Regions from separate parts of the Mus musculus genome. Here region 2 is linked to region 1. The links are chromatin loops, found by intact Hi-C in ENCODE. Cell type or tissue: heart. All regions are shown on one strand.

Evidence for each region. Peaks named below come from ENCODE experiments on the same cell type or tissue, not always from the same donor. Only the 100,000 strongest peaks of a DNase experiment are listed, where the experiment ranks them.
Region 2: a loop joins it to region 1, with 2.2 times the contacts of the local background. A loop is called at or near these places in 13 of 42 quality-filtered maps.

What each region holds. Positions count from the first base shown.
Region 1 is chr11:88,555,684-88,563,683 of GRCm38, reverse strand. All of the region lies in intron 6 of Msi2 (musashi RNA-binding protein 2), which reads left to right. Among named protein-coding and RNA genes, the nearest start is that of 0610039H22Rik, 60 kb to the left of the region's middle. In heart, a CTCF peak has its summit at 4,139; DNase peaks (open chromatin) are centred at 4,833, 5,443, 6,423, 7,523 and 2 weaker places; H3K4me3 peaks cover 1,048 bases; H3K27ac peaks cover 7,131 bases.
Region 2 is chr11:88,616,081-88,624,080 of GRCm38, reverse strand. All of the region lies in intron 5 of Msi2 (musashi RNA-binding protein 2), which reads left to right. It overlaps 0610039H22Rik (RIKEN cDNA 0610039H22 gene), which reads right to left and starts at 4,830. Exons shown (of 3, transcript NR_131025.1): 1 at 4,311-4,830; 2 at 2,817-2,909; 3 at 655-771. In heart, CTCF peaks have their summits at 3,748 and 4,820; DNase peaks (open chromatin) are centred at 3,660, 4,110, 4,370, 5,120 and 2 weaker places; H3K4me3 peaks cover 773 bases; H3K27ac peaks cover 5,492 bases.

The DNA.
Region 1 (8,000 bases):
CACAGTGGGTAGGTTTTCCCATCTCCATTAAAACCATCAAGATAGGGCTAGAGAAATGGCTTAGCAGTTGACTGAGTGCTGACTGCTCTTTCAGAGGTCCTGAGTTCAGTTCCCAGCAACCATATGGTGGGTCACAAGCATTTGTAATGGGATCTGATGCCCTCTTCTGGTGTGTCTAAAGAAAGGGATGGGGCACTCACATACATTAAATAAACAAATAGATAAATAAATAAATATTTTTAAAAAACTCATCAAGACAATCACTTAACAGACATGATCAAAGATCAGTTTGATCTAAACAATTCTTTAAAACTCTCTTCCCTGGTAATTTTATATTGTATCAGGTTGGTAATTAAAACTATCATGGTGCTTGACTCTCTGGCATATTGGGGCCAAATTATGCTGGTAATCCAGGATGGTGCCCGTGTGTTTGGTTTCTCACTCATAAGGCTTCACTTGACACACCTACTCCAACGGCAATGCCTTTGCCCTCACTGGATTTATTTCATTAGTTGGTTCTCATGTTTATCACCCTCTTCTGCCCAAGAGACTCCAGTACCACCCTCAGCAGGGCAAGTACTCTCTATGTTCTCTGAGCTCATGGAGCCTTAGCCCACCCGCTCCTCAAAGGGTGGCCGAGCCACGCTACAAAAGCAAAGAAAGTGGGGCCAGGCTGCTGTTGTTGGGTTTAATGATAAAAGAAAGAAAGAGGGGGGCACATTCTGTAGACCCGGCTCAGCTGCCCTGCCAACCTCTTCTTCCTGTACTGGGTCCTGATTATGACTTCGGGAGCATGGAGAAGTTATCTCCAGGAGGCATGAACAGAAACTCCATGTATCCTGTCTTGGAGTAGAAAGGTTCATTATTTTAGGCTCAGATACCCTCAGTGGTAACTGATGGTCGCTCCCTCCCCAGTTGATTTCCTGGAGATGGAGAGCCCAGTCGAGGCGCCATCACCAAGGGGTTGAAGTTGAACAAATCTCAGCAGAACACCTTTGGCTATCCTGGGTCAGAATCTCAGACATTAAACAAGTCAGAGAGGCTGGCCCTTCCCTTGAGTCTCAGCCTTGCCATTATCTGCATCTTCCTTTGAATGGACAGGTGAAGTTGGTCATAGGAGTAGAAGGGCAGGTACCTTGTAGCATGACCTGGTAGCACGTCTTTGTATGTGCCTTGCACATGAGTGTCTGCAGGCCAGAGACACATGTCGTCTCGGGTTGGTGGTGGGGCTTCTTGACTTGAGTGAGATATCAGTAGCCCCTGTCATCCTTAGAATGGCTTGTCAAGTCTCAACTGTCTCATCTCCCTGCTTTGAGGGTGGCATTCCTTCCCTAACCCCACCCTGGAAGATTCAATGGGCCAGAAAAGCTGTGAGACCACAGGTTAGGCTCTATGTCTACCAAAGGCCAGATGTTCTTGCCTTCCAGCAATGTCCATGTATAGCTGGGCAAAACCTGCCATTTAATTCTAATCATGGAGCCCTCCCTTGGTACAGGCCAGGCTGAACAAGGAAGAAAGAGAAGGCACCCCCTCGCCTAGGTAGCACTCGGAGCACCCCCTGTGTACCACACTCTTCCCCTCAGTCCGCTCAGTCTTTAATTGTAACTATTAATCACACTGAGTTGCGTCGCACTTCATAACCCTTTCATTAAATGTTAAACGTTAAAAATCGAGCTCTCTTAATTGAATTATTGAATCGCCAGGCACTTAATGTGACTCTGGTGAGCGGGAACCAGAGACTTTCAACCTTGGAAAAGGGGGCTTAGTTTTCTCATTTGGGATGTGGAAGGTTTGTGAGGCCCAGAAGAACCACAGGCCGGTTAGTGGTCCCTTGATGGGTCTTGAGCTGCCGTTTCTTGGTCTACGTGGCCTGCCTCCTCCACATGTAGGAGGCTTTGTTTCTAATGTGGCTTGTCTCGGATTTGTGGCCAGTACATTGTTCTAGGTTCATGTCCAGGCCTTAAATACCTCAATCTTTAATACACTGCTCAAGCAGGACGGGTCTTGAGCTCCATCCACTCTGGCCACCTTTTCCAGAGACATTTACCCTTGGAGCCCCTTCCTTCTCAGGCTGCAGCTGCCCCACTCAGTCTAGTCTCTGCCTGTAGCCTTCTTCCCCCACCCCATGTTGCCACTGCTAGGCTTTTGTGTTTAAATGGCTCAGGCTTGTCACTCTTTACTCTCCTCAGATGGGCCTCATTGCCTACTGTCTGGCTTCCCACCCCACATTCCTGCCTGGGAGAACCTCGCTGTTCCTGACAGCTCTTTCTGGTTCATTTCTGGAGCAGGATTTTATCTACTGAGCACCTCCGGTTGTTCGCTTCTCCACATTCCTGCCTGCTGACCCCATCCTGACCCGGGCCGAATGGCTTCTGCCTTACCACATTACATCGTCCCCTGCCATGCTCTCCCCTGCTACAGCACAGCCTCCTCAGGCTCTGACTGCCCTGGATGAGCCTCTCTTCCCTGCTTCCTGACACTACAAATCTCCAGGCTCCTGGACTTTTAGCCCAGGCCGAAGTCCCCCGTTTATATGAGGGGCGTCCGAGTCAGTGCCTGCTAAAGCCTTGCTCCAGGGGAAGGAATTTGGGGCCCATGTTGAGCAGAAGGGTTTCTTGGACATGTTAAGTGACTGCCGTGAAGTTGCCTGCTGAGTTGGTGGCGTTCTGGCTGAAGTGGTGGCACGTCCCCCAGTCCATGTCCACCTGGAACTTCAGAAAGAAGCTTTGTTAGGACATAGGGTCTTTGCAGATATAATTAGTGAGGTTGTGCTGGGCTGGGGCAAGCCCTGTCGCAGTGACTCGTAGCTTTATCAGAGGATGGAAATTGGGCTGAGAGACCTCCTGTGGGCAGGAATGCTCTGTGAAGCCTGCTAGTGATCCGCTCACCGCAGAGGGCTGACCAGCAGTAGACAGTAGGAAAGAGAGAGGCACCATGAAGGTTCTCCTGGAGTCTTCAGAAGGATACGATCCCAGAAACACATTGTTCACTGACATTAATTCTAGAAAAAACGAGACAACAGGGTTGGAGTGTTTGAAGGTACCAGGCGCTGTGCTCACAGGACAGCATGTGGAAACTAGTATCATGGGGAAACCGGTTTGTAAACCGGGAACATGAATTCTGAGGCCAGTGGTTTTTCCCACTGTCTATGGTGGCCTACCCCTGCCTGGTTCATAGACTTTGCCAGCATGGGTTGGGTTTCCCTTGCCCCCAACCAAGCATCATCTGTGGACATCCCCAGCGTCCATCTGTAGAGCTAGTCACACTTAGCCACCACCTCTTCTTCAGCATCCTATTCATCTGCACACTTGTCGCTTTGTGTCACAATGGTGGGTTTTCCTATCTCCTTTCTCAGCAAATTATTTGGGTGGTATAATTTTTTTTTTAAGTACAGAATTTATTTTGTGTAGAATAAAATAAGTTTGAAAGTAGAGTTTTTGCAACGGCAGCTAGTTAATAAGTGGTACGCTGGATTGGGATTAGGCCCTAGTTTTTTAAAAGTGTTATTTGTACTTATTTATACCTGTGAGATGACTCAAGTGGATAAAGGTGCCTGCTACCAAGCCTGGCAGTCTGAGTTCAATTCTCTTAACCTGTTTGGTGAAAGGAGAGAATTCACTCCCCGAGGTTGTCCTCTGACCCCTGTGTGAGCCATGGCACAGCCATAGTAAATACTGACAGTTGTTATTACATTCTTACCTGATTGTATGTGCATTGTGTGTACTGTGGAATGATCCACAGTGGTTTATGTGCCCATCACCTCTAATGCTTTCATAGTGAGTGACTTTACAATGCCCTCTGTAGGCAGTTGTGATATGCGTGACGTGATGTGCTCTGGTTAACTGTAGCTGCTACCATGCTAGCTGAGGAATCGCTGCCGAGTCTTCCTGACTGTGGCTGAAACTTGATGCCCTTTGACTGACTTCTTTCCCTTCCTGGACATCCCACCCCCACCCCTGACAGCTGCTGTTTGCCTAGCTTCTTTTTCTGTCCCAACTTCTTTCAATTCCACGTGCGGGTGTGACCATGTTGGATTTGACTTATTGGAGCTGACTTAGTTCACTGAACATAAGAGTCGTCCTGTAGGGTTGGGTTCACCCATCTGTCACAAATGACAGCAGTTCCCTTTTTTAGAATGGATGACTAACTACTGCCCCCACGTGTGTGTGTGTGCACATGTGCAAACATATGTACACATACACTCTCTTCATCTGCTTTTCCATTGATGAGTACTTCTCTTGACTGTCATAAATAGGGGTGCAGTGGCGTGCTCCCCACAGCTTTTTATTAGGCATCTATAGTCTACCTTCTACACTGCGTCAGCACAGAGGTATTTAACAGTCACTACTTTAGCTTCCGTGGATCATACGTGTTAGTGGAAGGTTAAAGGGAAGGCATGCAGGGAGCAGCAGGTAATAAGAACCTCAGGCCATGTGTTTGGCCATGAAGAAAACAGAAATGGCCCACGTAAGAGATGGTGTTTGGGGTTTCTGGTAATTGGTGCTGAGTGAGTGGACAGGAAGGCTCCCTTAGGAGCTTTGTGAAGTTCTGGGGTACAGTCATTCTCAGCAGAGGGGCATTGAGAATCCCTGTGACGGGATGGAACTTGCTGGTTGAAGAAGCAGAAGGAGGACAAGTGTGTTGAGAACTGTGCCAGGAAGGTTCCCGGTGGCTCACGTGAGCAGCCTTGGGAGCAAAGGGAAGAAGTGGGATTTTTAAGAACCACTGGAAGCGAAGCCTCTGGAAGGCTCTCTTGGCAAACAAAGGACAAAGGCTGTGTTTTTAAAGGTCACCTAGTCCCAGTTCCCTGGGGATTGAGTTGGGGAGACTCAGGGCCACTAGAGGCAACCTGGCCTGAGGCCCAGCCAATCCTTGGGCTGCATCTCTCTCTCTCTAATCCACTGTCCTCCTCCCCTGAGTCCCTTTTGCACTTCAAGTCAATATAGCATGTTTACCACTTAATTAGAAAATCGTTTTTACTGTCCAGAGCCTCACCACTCAGGAAAACTGGGGGATGACTCTCTTTCAAAGGAAGGCCCACTGGGGACATCCCAGGCCCTCCATGATGAGTCTGTTGCTCTTCAGGTGGCACTGAGTGATGGATTTATGTTCCATGTGGGATTGTCTGAGGGGGTAAAGAAACTCACCCTTCCTTGAAAATTCTTTGTGTCTAGGAAGCCCTGTATTTGAGTGTTATCCTAGCTGTGCCTGAGGAGACACCGAAGGGTGGTGATTAGCTCCCCTCAGCACATGGGAGACTGGACGTCTGAGAAGTTGTGGGTCTTGAGTAAGAGTGGAGCCCAGGCCTTGTGAGGCCATGACCCCTGCAGTTATTTCCTGTACTGTCATGGCACTGGTTCAGCCCTTGGGGTAAATGTATGCCTAGGGGAGGGGAACCTAACCCAGTGACCAAACTGTTGAACCCAGGAGAGTTTTGTAATGGATGGTGAAAGCAGGGGAGGCATTGCTGTGCTCTGTAGTGGTGAAGAGCTTTGAAAGGAAATAAACATAGGTGTGGTATCTAGAAGTACCCCTGGGACAAGGAGTTGGCCCTCACTGAGACTCAGTATGCTGATCCATGGAATGGGAGAAAAAATAAAGGCACTGCCTTCTTGGGCCACAGCCAGGAGTGAATGAGCGAGTTTATGAAAGGGACCCAGTCAGGGGCTCAGCACAGGAAGTGCACTCAGTAAATATTTGCCATTATGCAGAACACTGGGAACAGATGATACAGGAATGAAGAATGCCTGATCATAAATTTCTAGGAAAACGGGTGTGCTGGTGTTCTGGGTATTATTGGGTTCTCTGCAAAGTGTGGAACCAAACCGAACCAAAACCGTAATAGCCAGTCTGCAAATGAAGGGAGAGAGATCCAGGCTGGACCTGGCTCAGCTAGGGTGAAACTAGGCAGGCTTCTATGTTAAATAGAAGCTGAGAGATTTGTTCCAGAAAGATGAGCATGGATATGGGCAGCCCAGGATAACTTGGTTTGGGGCAGGGAACCTTCCAGAGTGTACAGAGGTAGAAAGTTGAGTGTAACCTTAGCCGTTAGGGTATGGATTGCTGTGGGGATTCCAGTAAAGCCACTCCTTTGTGACAACTGTGAATCACTAAAGCTGAGGCACCTGCTACCAAGCTTAGAAAACTGACTCTGCTAATTGTCCTTTTACTTCCATGTGCATGCTGTGGTACACGTCTGCTCACACATTTGTACACACGCACACACAAAAACATAAGTTTTAGATTTGGAAGGATTAGCCTTGAGCCCTCCCCAGAGGTTGAGGAGGCCATCACGCCACAAAAATGTGCTCTGGTTTGGAAGGAAACACCCCACCCCCACCCCACCCTGCTTTTTCCCTTCTCCTGGGGTGGGGCTGTGGGGGACTCCAGCCACCTGCTTCTCCCCAGCTGAGAGCCATTTGACACCAGGACATCAGAGAGGCTTGCAGCCTGGAGACTGCTGTGCACACTGCTCCTGAGTCTCCAAAGTGGAATGGGAGACTTGGGTGGCAGGTGACATGTACCCCTGAACCTCAGGAGAGTATTGCCCACCCCACTCCACTCCCCCACAGGGTGGGGTTTGGAATTCCTTGGGAGTGTCTCTGCCAGTTGGTGAGATATATTTTTGGGCAATAACCCAACTTTTGAATTTTTGTTATTTCCCATCCCGGTTCATTTCCTCACAATCAATCAATCAATCAATCAATCAATCAATCTATCTATCTATCTATCTATCTATCTATCTATCTATCTATCTATCTATCTTTCCTCCTTCCTTCCTTCCTTCCTTCCTTCCTTCCTTCCTTCCTTCCTTCCTTCCTCCTTCCTTCCTCCTTCCTTCCTTCCTTCCTTCCTTCCTTCCTTCCTTCCTTCCTTCCTTCCTTCCTTCCTTCCTTCCTTCCTCCCTCCCTCCCTCCCTCCCTCCCTCCCTCCCTCCCTCCCTTCCTTCCTTCCTTCCTTCCTTCCTTTCCTCTCTCTCTCTCTCTCTCTCTCTCTCTCTCTCTCTCTCTCTCTCTCTCTCTCTCTCTAAATCATATTGTAAGTTATCTTTTTAAGACGCTTCCAGTCCCTTTGGGACAAAGTGAGGCAAAAATAAATAAATGAAGGCCCTTGGTTTTCCTTGCATGTCACCCTCACAGATGACTCTGAGCCAGACCTCTTGGGTGCCAGTAGACTGAAACTCACAGTTGCTCTCTGGGAGGAGCTGATGGGAGGAGACTGCTATTCCTGGGGATCTCAGCATGGCAGTGGGGTGGCCTGGGTGTTAAATCAAGGACATATGTGAAGGTCTGGGGAGAGAAAGAAAAGTTGGTTTTCATGGGTGAGCACCTAGCTGAGTCTAATGTGCACAGAAGCCCTTCCTCAAAGCTCTGTCCTTGGCGCTTTCTTTTCTTCCACACGAGACAGGGCTGCATTTTTCTGGCCAGAGGTATGAGGAAAGAAAAGAGGAGGACTTTGTGTTCTTGTGTTACAAGTGGATCAAACAATTCCCGATGGGGCCCTACCAGAAAGTTCACATCCTGTTTCTAGTAGCTGGCTGGCCGTAAAGCATTTCCGCCTTGGTTTTACAGTGTTGAGATTGAATCCAGGCCTTTGGGTCTTCTAGGTGAATGATCTACCACTGAGCTGCAGTCCCTTTCCAGTCTGCTTTATGAGATGGGGTTGTCAGGGCTGTCCTTAAACAAGCTCTGTAGTCCAGACAGCCTTGCCTCAGTCTCTTGAGTAGCCGATTTCTGAGTCTGTATCACTAGGACCTGACTTAATACATGTTCACCCTGCTGTGGAAAGGAAGGTCTGGCCTTTACAGGGCCTAATCTAGAGGGGAAAACTGACAGACCAGCACTACACAGATATGAATCCACTTGTAATTACAGATTGCCGTAGGTGCTGTGGACAGAAAGCACAGGGGCCTCTCTGGGGGAGGCTCGTCCTCTGTAGTCTCTGCCTTCCGTACATTTTCCCAAGTCATGGGTTGGAACCAGTCCCCTGTCCCCTGAGAC
Region 2 (8,000 bases), 60 kb before region 1:
GTACAAGGAACCAAGATTGTATGGTTGCCCTCCTATCAGATTTCTAAAGGAAACTTGGGTCTGTGGAGACAGGAAGTGAGAGAGTGGTCCGCTGTTATATTATTTTGTCACCAAAAACATTATAAGCGAAGGCTACAGGAGAGTCCTGGGTAGGTCTTGGCTGTACCTAAAGCTGGACCCTGCACCGTGGGCGGGGCCTGGAGGCTCCCCCACCTGGTGCTGATCTGCAGTTCCCTTTCCAGGGTCAGGAGCAGAGGCCACTTGACGCTTGCCTTCTGTTGGCTTATATGCTCATTTATTTGGTTCTATTTTAAGTCACCTCTCCCTGCACTTGCTAACTGAGACTGAATTTTGTTAACTCAGTGAGACATAATAAAAAGAACAGAAAGATCTCACGGAGGTGGTACAGGTAGGCCTAAGGTTGGGCTGACTGAGTCCAGAGACAGTGCCCATTCCTACAGCAGAGGAACTGAGTCCTTCGGGTGAAGGTTCAGAAAAGACAAGGCTTTTAAAAAAGAAAAAAAAAAGACAAAACAAAAAATCAAGGAAAATACATATTTCCCCCTGCTCTGGAAACAGGCTTGGCTCCGCCACAGCAGGTGGCCGAGGGACCCAATGTGGGGAAGGAAGACATCAGGCTTGCCGTGGTGCAATCAGAGTTAAGTGCAGAAATTTAATTAAACAGCATCAAGGACAGCAGAAACTTCGTGAAGCCGCAGTGCGTTGTCAGATTCAACAGTTATTCCAAGGAGCACAATCCACAGATGGTGTCTAATTGATAAATTAAAAGTTAGGCTTCTCTAATGGCTTTGCATTTAAGCCCAGTTTCCCACCCGTGCGCTGACCGCCACTTCTGTGAAGCCCCCTTCCCCTCTCTATCCTCCAGGCCACAAGGGGGAAAAAAAAACCCAAATAACTGAAACCATGAAGTTCCCCTCGTCAGCCCCTAAAAAGCCAGCATCTGCTGGGTCCTTGGATTTGAGTGCCACACCCCCCTCCGTCCTTCAAGCCCGGAGCCCCCACTTGGGGTGGTCTTGTGCTAACAACCGAACAGTGGGGACACTTGGGTCCTGTATGTGCTTTGTGTTCTGTCAACCTGGATCTGTTGCTCAGATCTGCCTAGGCCATTTATCTTCCACAGCTCCTCCTCTGTCCCTCCATTGTCGTCCCCACCTCCCAACACCCCCACCCAATCCCCCACCCGTTCTTTTTTTAGCATTGTTGGCTTTCATCCGTCAGAGCACTAGATTTTTTTTTTTTTTTTTTTTTTTTGGTACAAAACAAAAGCCTCAGTTTATTAAAACAAAAACAGTTTACAAAAATCCAGCCCAGAGCCCGTCTGTTTTTCAGGCCTTGTAGCACTTCCTGTCTGTCAGCAGTTGATATCCAGAGAACTGACTTTTCATTTTAACAGAAAACATTTGCTGTTTGCAAGGATCCGGTTATATTCAGAGATACCAATCCTCTATTGAGACTCAAGGGCACATACACAAACACACCCTTGAAGGTCAGCAGATGGGGAAACTGAGGCATGCGGTTCTGGGGAGTTCCCTCGGGGCATAGTCTGTGAACTGTGGGTATTCATTCATCTTAGCTAGTGTCCGTGGACACTTACTGTGCTCTTGGGATGCTCAGGGGACCTTGGAAAGGGGGAGGGGAAGTCACATGGAGCACCGGGACTATGGGGACAGATATCACAGATGCCACAGGTAGGTACCCGGGTGGTACCTCCTGGCACAGGTACTCTGGGACACTGGTTCACAACCTTCCTACCGCTGCAACTTTTTAATACAGTTCCCAGTGTTGTGGTGACACCACCCCCACATAAATTATTTTTGTTGCTACATCATAACTGTAAATTTGCTACTGTTATGAATTTTGTTTTCCAGTGGTCTTAGGTGAAAGAATTACTTTATCTCCAAAGCCGTGATCATGACCCATGGGTTGAAAACTGCTGTTCTAGAGGGAGAGTGGGGTGGTCTCAAAGCCAGACCCAGTCGCATCTGTGAGTGCAACAGGAAGGCATACCTCAGCATGAATGTGGAGGAGCCTCTCTAGGACAGCAGCACCTGTTGGCAGGCTCAAAGTCTAGGAGAGTCAAGGGCAGGGCAGGGGGAGAAAGCTGCAATGTCATCCTAGCAGATTGCATTCTTTTGAGCACTTCTTGCTCCTCTGGTGTTGGGAGCTTCTTATCCTCTCTTGTTTCTTTGCTTTATTCCTGTATATGTATCCGAATCCTTTTTCTTCCCTGATGTTGAAGATAAAACCCAGGGTTCTGCACACGCAAGACTAGGCCTCTGCTACTGAACTGTGGCCCAGCCATGTCACAGCCCCCTGTGTACTGTGTGCCTGGCGCGTTGAAGCGTCTCAGATGCTGACTGAGTGAAGAGACTCTCCCTGTGATGGATACTATCTATCCTGACTGACCTTAGAGTCAGGCCTGTGGTTCTGATGGCTTCCAGTTTTATTCTGGAGTCTCTCTGACTCCTCTCCGTTCCTCACTGTCCTATGAAGGGATCACGTATGTGCAGCAGCCGTTAGGATGCTATAAAGCATGCTGTTGGGGGTTGTAAATAACAATCCCGATCTCTGTTTAGACTCAGTTGCTGTTTCTGTCTTTTAGAGGAGAGGAGAAATAAAACTTAGCTCACTCTACCTCTCCATGTAATAGTTAATAGCATAGGACCTGTTAGGTGTTGTACCTCCATTGGTGCTTATATGTGTGTTGGGTACACGCGTGTTTGTCCGTGTGTGGAAGCCCGAGGGTGTGTTTGCTTAGACACTCTTCACCTTTTTATTGAGGCAGGGTCACTTACTGGTTTGGAACTAGCCAGAGTGTCTGAGCTCCAGGGATCCACCCACCTCTGCCTTCCAATTCTGGGATTACAGTCATGAGCCATCACTCCTAACTTAAAAAAAAAAAAAGCAAATAAATAAAATAAAAAGCTAAATGACAACAATTAAAAAAAACCCCACAGGTTTTGAGGATAGAATTCTTGTGCTTGTAAGACAAGTACTTTACCAACTAAGTTCTTCTCCCTGCCCTAATTAACAATAATAATAACAACAATAATTATTGTTTTGAGATAAGGTCTCTCTATATTTATTCCAGGCTGGCTTTGAACTTGTGACCCTCCTGCCTTAGCCTCTGGAAGGATGAGATTAAGGGAGTATGTTAGTGTATCCTGGTAGGGCCAAGTTTAAAACAGAAGGTTTTCTTTGTACCATGGAACCTTGGCTTGGTCTTTGCTCCATATCATGCTGTCTCAGAGCAAGAATACGGAGGTGATGGGGAGCAAGGATTAGATCATATCTATTTGTTTACTTGCTGCCAAAGAGGAACTGTGAGGATGCTGTGGCAGAACCTGGCCTAATTGCCTGTTGTTTCTTTTTTGCCATGGTGTGGGTGGCTTTTGAAATTCCCTGTAGTTTATGGAGGCGAGCCTGTGCCTTGCGGATGCCAGATGATGTAGCCGAATGGCTGTCGGCTGTTTATTTGCTAGTCTGTCGTTCTCAACACAGCATTCTTGAGTTCGGGAGGCCCTACACTGTTTGATGTCCCCTCCTCCTCCACCTCTAAATATAACCAGCCAGTCAATCAGTCTTGGCAGCCGTCGGGGCTAGGGCTGTCAGACGGAGTTTGCCTTGGATCCTCTGAACTATTGGCTTGTTTTCCCAGCTTGCAAGTGTATTCAAATAGTGAGATTGGAATTAGCCTTGCAAACATGCCGGCAGGTGGGGCCTCCAGGTTGAGAAGGAGGCAGCGTTTGTGGTGTCAAATGACATTTCTCTCTCCTCCACTCTCTGAAGTGGAGCAGGGGCTGAGTTGAGCGAGGGAGTGGTGGCTTTCACGCTTAGTGAGCAAGATGCGTGGGTGTGTTTTCCTGAATTGTGATTAAATTTTTTTTTCTTTTAAATTTTAAGTTGTTGCAAGAGAGAAAATGAGAAACCGGCAGGTGGTGGGGATTACTCGAAGGCTGTGTTGGATGGAGGAGGAGTACAGATGTAGTTTGGGGAGGGGTGTTTTCCCAGGGTATTTCAAGTGGACTCTGAGGCTCCCATCCTGGCCAGGGTTCTAGGTCTTCAGAAAGGACACAGCTTCCTGAACGGGAACAGCCCTTCCTGCTGCTGCCCTGAGGCTATTCCTGTAGGCTAGGAACAGTGTGGCTCCCAGTCCCCCCCCCCCCCCCCGAGGCTTGTTAAAGGGACCTGTGGGTAGCTGCCCGAAGATGCTAAATCCCAACCTGAAAGGCACCAGGGAGAAGCCTTGCACACACATTGCCATCCCTCTCACGCCCAGTTGCTTTTACCTGGAGCTTCATTGAAGGATGCAGTTGCGGTTGTCTGTGGCATGGCCTGGGCACATGGGTCCCTGCACTTCCGCCAACTGTGTGGTACCCTGTAGGCCTGGGCAGCTCTGTGATTGGTGCCAGCAGCAGATGCAATCATCCAATGATGGGCATCCACACTGGGTTCTGTAGGGTTCCGGGTCTTTAGCTGAGTTTAGAGAGGAAGAAGTTAAAGCAGCTCACCCAGGTCCTAGGGGCTCCTGCAGCCCAGAGTTGTCCTATACATGAATCTTCCAGAGGAGTTGCTTTGTGGTCCAGGACCCCTGGTTATCCATGACACCCTTGCATGGGATCTGTAAAGATAATTTTTTTTTCCATAAGAATTCTAAGATCGGTCTTTCATGGATATACAGTGGAATTTTCCAAAGGAAATCTCTACCAAGGATTTCCATCTTGGGCTGCCTCCTGGTCATTTGGTGACATAGTGCTGAATGCTGAGAAAACTTGTCCTAGGTAGGACCTGCTTCGATCCCCTGGTGGACTGTTGGTGTTGGTGCTGGTGTCTTGGGTTAATTTTTTGTGATCGTCGAGGGAGGACACCCCAGAACGTCAACGGGCATCAGTCACCAGCCTTGTTGTTAACTGTGCTTCCTCCTCTGTCACGGGGAGGAGTGTGGGTTCTGAGCAGCTGTGTGCTACAGAGCACTGTAACCCTGAGAGAGGTGGTGACCTCTCTGATCCCCTGCAACCCCTACAAATAGAGCAGGCAAGAAACTGCTGAACAGACAGACATGTGGGCCTCTGCCAGAGAGAGGGGCCCTCCCATTACTGAGTAATTTGTTTTGGGTTAGTCCCCCGAGAGATGGGGGGGGGGCAGGGGCGTGTAGCACCTTCTCAGTTGCTTCTGGCTTTGCAAAGGGACATGATGCAATGCTCACACAAGATGTCAATTAGCTCTGAACTGGGAAGGAAGGGATGAGAGGGCCCAGCCTGTGCCTGGGTAGGGTGCCATTCTGTGAGTTCCTTCATTTCATGTGCTCCTGCGAGCAGAATCTGATACCAAGGATAACAGATGAACAAAAGGGGGGGTACCTTCATTTGTGTCAGGCTGGGCAGGCTTCCTTTCTGGTCTCAATACTGTATCTACAGTGTCCCTAGAGAATGATGGGACTGTGATCTGGAGGGGTTCAGAGGAGAAAGGAGCCAGGGTAACCCTCACCCTCCCTTAACAAGAATAGAAGACAGTAAAGGGCCCCAGAAATAAATAATTGTTAACCAGACTGATTAATCAATAGACTAATTAAAAATCAAACACCTAAGAACACCACGGTCTGGGTTAATTATAAACCAACATTGAGGCGTTAAAACTTGTCCAGCCCATGGCTTTGAATTATTAACTGAATGAGTTAATTTCAAGCCGTCAGCTTAGGTAGCTGTGAGATCCAGGGTTAGAAGGAGGGGAGTTAGTGTGCCCTTTCCTTCGAGGGCCCGCTTTGGCGCCACGATCTTTATCAGTGTTGCTGTTTGCATTTTAAATCAAAATATCCTAAATGTTAGGCAGAGCCTCACACGCTTCAGTAAACTGTGCCGAAGGAGCAGAGCGAGCCAGCAAGAGTTGGCCTACGCTTTTCTTTCCTGTTGAAAGAACGACCGGTCTTAGTATCCCAGCATTCCAGTGGGAGAAAGGGCTCTGATGAATGCTTTCGGTTTGCAGTGATGACCACCCCCCCCCCCCCGCCCCCAATCCTGGCCCCAGCTCTGGCCCTGGCCCCGGCCCCTGTCTTGGTTGCTCTTTAGTGTGTTGGTTGCTCTTTAGTGTATTTTTTTTTCCTCTTTCTGAGATCAAGGTCTAGGCGTGGGTTCTCAGAAGTCTCCCCTGACCACCTGCTCTGATTTGAGACCCCTATAACACTGGGTGATGGTTGAGTACCCTCTCCATGCTTATGAGGGGTTTTAACACAGGTTTTTGTTTTAAAGATTTATTTATGTATATGAGTACACTGTAGCTGTCTTTAGACACATCAGAAGAGGACATCGGATCCCATTAAAGATGGTTGTGAGCTACCATGTGGTTGCTGGGAGTTGAACTTGGGACCTCTGGCAGAGCTCTTGATCACTGAGCTGTCTGGGCCTCAGTGATGTCTCACAATGGAGACACAGGCAGCCAGGCTGTTGATGAAAACAGTATTTCACAGAGGCTTTTGTACAGCGCTTGCTATTTTCTAGAGGTCTTGCAGAACAGCCCTGTTCGAGTGCGCCACAACGGAGCTGCTCTCACACGATGCACGCGGGTAGGCTCGGTAACTTCCCCGAGTGTTGCCGTTTCCTTTCTTAATTTGCTAAATGGGCTTTAAAATGGGAGATAAATGTAAATTTCAGCTCCATAAAATAGTCACTTTCAAATGCTCATGACTCAAATTAATTAATTAAAAAACAGCTTAACGCACCACTCGTGCCTACAAATGCGCTAAGTGCGTAATGTCTGCTTCATTCCTACGGCGGATGGGGTCACATTACAAGTTCCATCGACGAGGGGGAGAACATGCTCGAATCCAGTCTCGACATTTACAGAGCAGAGAGCCTCCTACGGCTTGTTTACTTAGAACATTGACTACTGCTCCTGCCCTCTTCCCAATTACAGAAACATGTGGGAAACTTTGAGAAGCCATCAGTATTAAAAGTAAAATGCCCTTAGTCCCTCCATTTACCATTTCTACACGACCATTCTTAAGGCTTTTATGCATTTTCTTTCTTTTTGTCAAGACAAAAAAAAGAAATGGATATATGTGTATCTGTACATGCATTCATGCTTGGTCACACGTCATTTGCTGGTTTGTTTTCATAACTGTATCATGAACCTTTCTGCATATCATTCACCATTTTCTTTCTTCCCTTCCTTCCTTCCTTCCTTCCTTCCTTCCTTCCTTCCTTCCTTCCTTCCTTCCTTCCTTCCTTCCTTCTTTCTTTCTTTCAGATTTATTTTATTTATATGAGTACACTATATCTGTCTTCAGACACACCAGAAGAAGGCATCAGATCCCATTAGAGATTATTGTGAGCCACCATGTGGTTGCTGGGAATTGAACTCATGACCTCTGGAAGAGCAGTCAGTGCTCTTAACCGCTGAGTCATTCCTCCAGCCCCATTCACCATTTTCTAAAGACAAAGTTTTTACTGTCTCAATGGTATAGCAATTTAGAATTATACTTGATTATACTTGGTGGGGTCAACTCCTGTTACTGAATGGTTAACTTGTTAACAGTTTCTTACAAATAACACTGGTATATCAATATACTCACATACCTGTCACCTTTTATAGTATGTATATCAGGTGACATGACTGGGGTTGAAGACTATGGCTAATTTGTTCATTTGTTTTTGAGACAGGTCTTACTATGTTACCCTGGCTGCTGTGAATCTCACTAAGTAGGTCAGGCTGGCCTTGAATTTGAAGTAATTCTCCTGCCTCAGCCACCATGCTGGCCACTGTGAATATATTAGAGATGCTTTTATGTATGTGTGTACATGCAGTATGAGTGGGTAATAGAATTATATGACCACTAATATGTGATATTTTAAAAATCTAAACATCCTGCCGGGCATTGGTGGCGCACACCTTTAATCCCAGCACTTGGGGAGGCAGAGGCAGGAGAATTTCTGTGTTCAAGGCCAGCCTGGTCTACAGAGTGAGTTCCAGGACAGCCAGGGCTA